Linked DNA regions of Homo sapiens: region 2 is linked to region 1. A link is a contact called in ENCODE Hi-C or POLR2A ChIA-PET data. All regions are on one chromosome and are shown on one strand. The core of a region is the stretch at or near the end of the contact, and the rest is flanking DNA. Distances in the headings are between cores, read along the strand shown.

Evidence for each region. A loop is a pair of places that touch in the nucleus more often than their neighbours do. ChIA-PET counts read pairs that join two places held with the same protein, here RNA polymerase II (POLR2A). Pooled maps may share reads with other maps.
Region 2: a map of natural killer cell shows a loop between it and region 1 (5-fold over the local background). The contact joins two enhancer-like sites. A Hi-C loop is called at or near these places in 3 of 168 maps with a recorded cell type or tissue (OCI-LY7, naive thymus-derived CD4-positive, alpha-beta T cell and natural killer cell), 15 of 37 single-sample maps with no recorded cell type and 16 of 50 pooled maps. POLR2A ChIA-PET finds 5 or more read pairs at or near these places in 5 of 52 experiments (CD4-positive, alpha-beta T cell, CD4-positive, alpha-beta memory T cell, OCI-LY7 and 2 more).

What each region holds. Positions count from the first base shown.
Region 1 is chr3:17,021,721-17,024,663 of GRCh38, forward strand. All of the region lies in intron 3 of PLCL2 (phospholipase C like 2), which reads left to right. Among named protein-coding and RNA genes, the nearest start is that of PLCL2-AS1, 31 kb to the right of the region's middle. RefSeq lists enhancers at 1,310-1,529, 1,600-1,679. Within about 2 kb of position 1,416, at least 3 of the 41 ENCODE cell types and tissues checked have a DNase peak (open chromatin) inside an H3K27ac peak, as active enhancers do; they include natural killer cell, where a contact is called at or near this core.
Region 2 is chr3:16,840,503-16,843,445 of GRCh38, forward strand. No RefSeq gene overlaps it. Among named protein-coding and RNA genes, the nearest start is that of PLCL2, 43 kb to the right of the region's middle. RefSeq lists an enhancer at 1,814-2,063. Within about 2 kb of position 1,514, at least 22 of the 41 ENCODE cell types and tissues checked have a DNase peak (open chromatin) inside an H3K27ac peak, as active enhancers do; they include natural killer cell, where a contact is called at or near this core.

The DNA of each region.
Region 1 (2,943 bases), core at 166-2,665:
CAGAGCAGCTTTTATCCATTAAGTTGGATATCCATCTCTAAACTCTCTGGGAGGATGACTTTAATAGATTTCAACATGTTGTCAGATGATGTCCTCAGACAAGAAATGATAAATGCTATTAAGCAAGCTACTATGTCATCTGACATACTAACAGTCTGATTTAAAATTGCAAAGTAAGCAAGGAAACAAGAGCTGGGGTGCCATCCAGCCCTATTGGTGAATGAGAAATGGGACCCGGCTGTTAGCATCACTTCAGTTCCTGGGTAGATTTCATTTGAGCCATCACCACCTAGAGAACTGTTAGGGGGCAGTGGTTTAGGGCCATGTATTTGATAGGGTCTCCATGGTTTTACTTTTCTGTTTAGAGCATTTTTATTGTTTTTTAAAGGGGCAAAGGCAGATTGCTAATTTTTCAAACACTTTAGTTCCCTGAATCTGGTAGAAAATATGAATATATCTGAAACCCAAAGCTCAAGAAAAGTTAGGGAACTTCTTTGTAAACCTATGCTTTACGCAAAAGAATACTACTACATTTTTTATAAAACTAAGATATTCGAAGTACTGTAGTCTTTTTTCTTCCTATGCAAAAGTAGAGGAGTTACTTCCTATGTTCCCATCAAATTCCACATCGAATATTGGATTTTGCTCCTGTATAATTTCTTCAAGGCTTATTTTTGATACTTTTTCGATAGTTTCTCTGTGTTTCTGCAGTGGCTGAAGGTGCCTCCTAAGTTCTTTGCTAAGTTCTTCTCTCTGTCAAGGACCCTTACAGGAAATTTAAAAAAAAGAAAGAAAGAAAGAAAAGGATTTTATGTATCTTTAAAATTCTGTTAGTGCTCTGGAGATAATATACACAGTTCTTTTGGTCAACTGGCAGTTTCCAAAGCTGCGAGGAAGCACTTAGCTTCCTTATCCCCATTTATTCAGTAAACTTTTTGTCATTACTAGACTTTGAATAAATAAACTTTAATTGAGTGGAGGAGGCAATGCTGGCTGACTTCTCATTTCTGTGGCCCTAATTCTAGTTGAGCCTTTAATCACCTTATGCTGTATGGCAGAGTTTGAGTTCAAGCTTCATACTCATCCCAGGTGAAAAAGAAAATGTAACTTTCTTACCTCTCTTATGAGGGAGGTAGATGTCCCTGGATTTTAATTCTGTTGGTAAACTTCATCTATTGCATTCATTACGTTATTCGTTTTGGACTGTAAATGCTAAGCTCTTTAGGTAAAATGCTCAGTCTCTCTGACTTTCTCTCTTTCCCCCTCTTCCTTCACAAAGTGGCCAGTGGTTGCTTGGAGAGGGTGTGGTTGCAAACCCTTCTTTTTGTGTTCTTGGCAAAGAATGTCTAAACATCTAAAGCCACCATCCTCTCCTCCACTTTCTATTCACCTCGAGGTGGGTACATAGTGGGGGGATTTCCCAGCTCCAACATGAGTCACTCAATACTGCAAGAGGCGTTATTTCCTCCTCTCTGTTCTCTCGTCAAGAAAGCTGCAAGAGCCAGCTCCTTTCCTCCTGCCTCAGAGCTGCAATTCCCTTGGCTCAACCTTTGTATTTGGAAGGAAGTCTCCTCCACCTTAGGGGATAACACTCTGTGATCTACGGGTTGTTTCCCCATGATATGGTTTGGCTGTGTCCCCACCCAAATCTCAACTTGAATTGTATCTCCCAGAATTCCCCCGTGTTGTGGGAGGGACCCAGGGGGAGGTAGTTGAATCATGGGGGCCAGTCTTTCCTGTGCTATTCTTGTGATAGTGAATAAGTCTCATGAAACCTGATGGGTTTATCAGGGATTTCCACTTTGCTTCTTTCTTATTCTCTCTTGCCACCACCATGTAAGAAATGCCTTTCACCTTCTGCCATGATTGTGAGACCTCCCCAGCCATGTGGAACTGTAAGTCATATTAATCCTCCTTTTATTCCCAGTCTCGGGTATGTCTTTATCAGCAGCATGAAAACAGACTAATACACTCGATATGTTGAAATAATTTAGAACATAGTTTGATAAATCCTGATTTTCAAGTCTATCATTTTGGTGGGAACCTGAGCAAAAATCTAATTTGACCTTTAAAACTGACAAATGTCTCTGTGTTCATAAGATAGTTGCTCCTCATCCAAGCTCTGAAACTTGTCCTTTGAATAGGTGGAAAGCTCCAGGGAAAACATGATTCATTAACTATGGCAGCATCTGTGAAAAGAAATAACTTATTGACACCATCCCCATCACACTTGTGAGACTGTTGAAGCCACCCAGCCTGCAGCCTTTCCCTCTCTGCTGCAGTTCATCCTCTGGTTTGCCTTAAAGACATTCTTCCTGAAATATCTCCCAGAGAAAGGCCTAGGTATTTCTGGGAGGGTCCAAGAGGTAGAGTTAGAAGTATGATGTGATAACTTTAAGAACTAAGCCAGCTGGAAGGATTATATTGTGATCATCAAGAACAGTGGAGCCAAATTGCTCTGTTACCTTGACTATTTTTGTTAGGTGAATAACATTTTTTCGTAGAGCATCCTGGAAAAGTGGCATCCCTTTGGTGTGTTGAGATTGATGAAGAATTTGAGTTAAGCCTAATAATTGCCAAGAGAGAGAAAAAGGAGGGTGAAGTGTGAGAGGAATATCTTTAAGAACATACACTTCATGTCTATTTTCTTCTAGCAATTGAATCTTTCCAGCATCAAGATTTTTTATTTACTGTTGAAACGTGCATCAAACACTACTGGCAATAGTATAAAGCCCTTTTTAAAAAAAGTTTTTATAGCATCTAGGATCTGTGCAGTATCTTAAATTGTGTAATTATTTTTGTAGTATGCACAGAATAGTATTGTCTCTACATTCAGTTTTGTGGATTGTGATTGTCCTCTTTGTGGAAATTCAAACAGAAAAGCAATGATCAAAGAAACAAAGAGCTTAATTGGCTTTCCATGTGTGGTAATTTGTATGTCTT
Region 2 (2,943 bases), core at 264-2,763, 180 kb before region 1:
GTAGATTTAAAAAGAAGATTGACTACTGGTGAGGATGCAGAAAGATGGGCAATCCCGTTTGTGGTTGGCCAGAAATTTGATACAATTTTTATTATACATAGATAAATAACTTCCTAGTACCAAATTTTCTGCCAGTTATTAATACTGAGTGTTATTAACACTGGGAAGTTATTTGTCAATATATAACAAAAAGCCTTTAAAATGTTTATATCTTTCAACCGAGTCATCTATTTTAAAGAAATAATAATTTTGTAAAGGAAACAAAAAGTTATACTCAAAGATATCCTTGCAGTGCTACAATTTTTAATGGGGAGAATTGGAAACAAGCTCAGAACAATAAAAGGGTGGGTGGTTAAATATGCTACTTAGAATGAAATATGCTGGCATTAAAATGAGATTTTAGTAATAATCTATGGTCATAGCTACCATTTATGAAGAGTTTACTATATGCCAGGCCCCAAGCTAAGCACTTTGAAAATATATTATTTTATTTAAATCTTATTACAACAGATTAGTAACCTCCCAACTTCCAACAATTTTATCACCTCATTTAAACTCATTTGACAAATTAGAAAATGGGGGAAAAAAGTGTTAACATGAGCAAATTCTCTTGATATTCCTTTAAGCAAAAAAAAAAAAAAAAAGGAAGTATACAAAGTTGTATGCACAGTAGTCCCCTCTTATCTGCTTATCTGCATGGGATGCCTTCCAAGACCCCCCACCAGATGCCTGAAACCTCAAATAGTACTGAATCCTATATATTCTCTGTTTTTTCAAACTGATAACCAAAACAACTACTATGTGGTATACATCGTGGGTATTCTGGACAAAAGGATATTTCACATTTCAGGAGGACCTAGTGGGACAGCGTGGGAGTTCATCAAGCACCTTAGAATATTGCACGATTTTAAACTTATGAATTGTTTATTTCTGGAATTTTTCATTTACTATTTTCAGACTGCAGTTGACTGCAAATAACTAAAACGTTGGAAAGTGAAAGTGCAGGTGAGAAGGGACTGCCGTAGTTTCAGCTCAACTATAGAAGTACAATAAACCCACTCATAATCTTGTAAGTAGGAATAAAACTCCAAACTGCATAAAGTGCAGGTTTGTATTATTACCAAGTTCCTGAAGTATCAGTGGGGGCTGGAAGGTGGAGGACAGCTCCATCGCTAGTCATTCACATGCATTATTCTGGATACATGAAGTTTAGTGAGAAATTTACCGAGATGTTGAGTGATTTTTCTCTGTATTGTAGCATTATGGGTAATTTATGCTTTTCTGGCTTTTCCACATTTTCTACAATTAGCATGTAGACGTATTGCATTAAAAATGCTTTGAAAAGTTTAGAAAACTTAAAGCAATTTGTTTTACTAATTTTTTAAAATAAGAGGGCAATGACATCTCTATTCTTTACAGTCCTTTTAGATCTGACAGCTCAGTAATTTAGACAGGAGAGAGAAAAGACAAAGCCCAGTGGTCAGAGGGAAATGGGAGGTGTGTCCCCTCCCAGCTACAGTGAGGGGGCCACGTGACGCCTGTGGCAGCATCTGTGGTCACATATGTTACAAGTGAAAAAAATATCACAATGAGGTTGGTAAAGCCTTGGGCATTACCCAACCTCATGTAGCTACCAAAATGTTTATTAAAAAACTATTTACAAAAGAAAGAAAGACACTATTAAGGGGTAAAACCAGTTTTCTGTATTATCTAAGAATAGAGATGCTCCCCCAAGTTAGCATGAGAGGCTAATTAGGGAACAGCGCTCTTTGACAAGAAACAAGAAGCAGGCTGGTCTCCTTCTGCTGTTTGCAGGATCTTTGAAAACTGAACTGAAGTTAACTTTGAGGCCGGCCCAGCATTTGTTAAATCTGAGCTTCTGAAGCTGCCGCAGCTGCAAGGTGTGCTCCCAGCTCCTGCAGCAACCCAAGTAACCGGGGGAAGTGCCGGAGGTGGTGAGCAGAAGTAGGGAGAGGGGCGATCCCCCTGCAGGATGGGATGCCAGGCCCAGGGTTGGGCCTTACAGGAAGTGCCCAGCTTTTGTTGAGGTGGCTGTGCCAAGCAGCAGAGGGCCCGCCCTTGTTTGTTGGGGTTTTCCTACTGGGTTCCGTGATGAGGTGGCTTAAAAGCAGAAGACTCAGAGAACCCTAAACGCTGGCTCAGGCCTGAAGGCTGAAGTTAGGTGCATTTAGAGAAATCGTTCATGTATGCAGGGGGCAGCTGGAGCAGCTGAGAGAGAGAAATGTCAAGTATTAGGTTCCAGATGGGCTCCTAGCAACATAATGCTAATTTTCCAGAGTGCTTTCACCTTTCTTCAGAGCCACTCATTCGTTCCTTCAACTGATGTTTACTCAGTATTGTTATAGGCACTGGAGAAGCCAAGATAAATAAGACACCTTTGCTGCCCATCCAGGTAGGAGACAGAGAACCAACAAACACATTTCAGTGTGGTGAGTGCTGTGGTGGGCCCAAGACCAGGGCACTGTGGGCACTCCCTGGAGAAGAACCTCACCGAAGCCAGGGGTTCAAGGAAGTGATAATATCTGAGCTATGTCTTACTTTGGTGCGTCTCCGATTGTAACGGATGCAAAAAGCACTTGGGGATCGTGTTAAAATGCAGGTTCTGATTCAGCAGGGTTGGGTGGAGCCTGAGATTTTGCGTTTTTAACAAGCTCCCAAGTAATGCCAATGCTGCTGGTCCAAGGTCCACATTTCAAGTAGCAAAGTCCTAAATGATGTCTAAGAAGGAGTCAGCCAGGTGGAGAAGTGGGAAAGGATATTCCTAAGAGAAGGCACATTCCACGCACTCCACTTAGGGAGCAGGAAGGGTTGCCCCTTGAGGGAAGTTGGGGTTTTGCTGGGTAGGCTTGAAATTGCCCTGGGTTGGCCTCTTTATTCTATTAGGGGTTTAATTCATTTAAAGTTTGAATCATTCATTCAAGT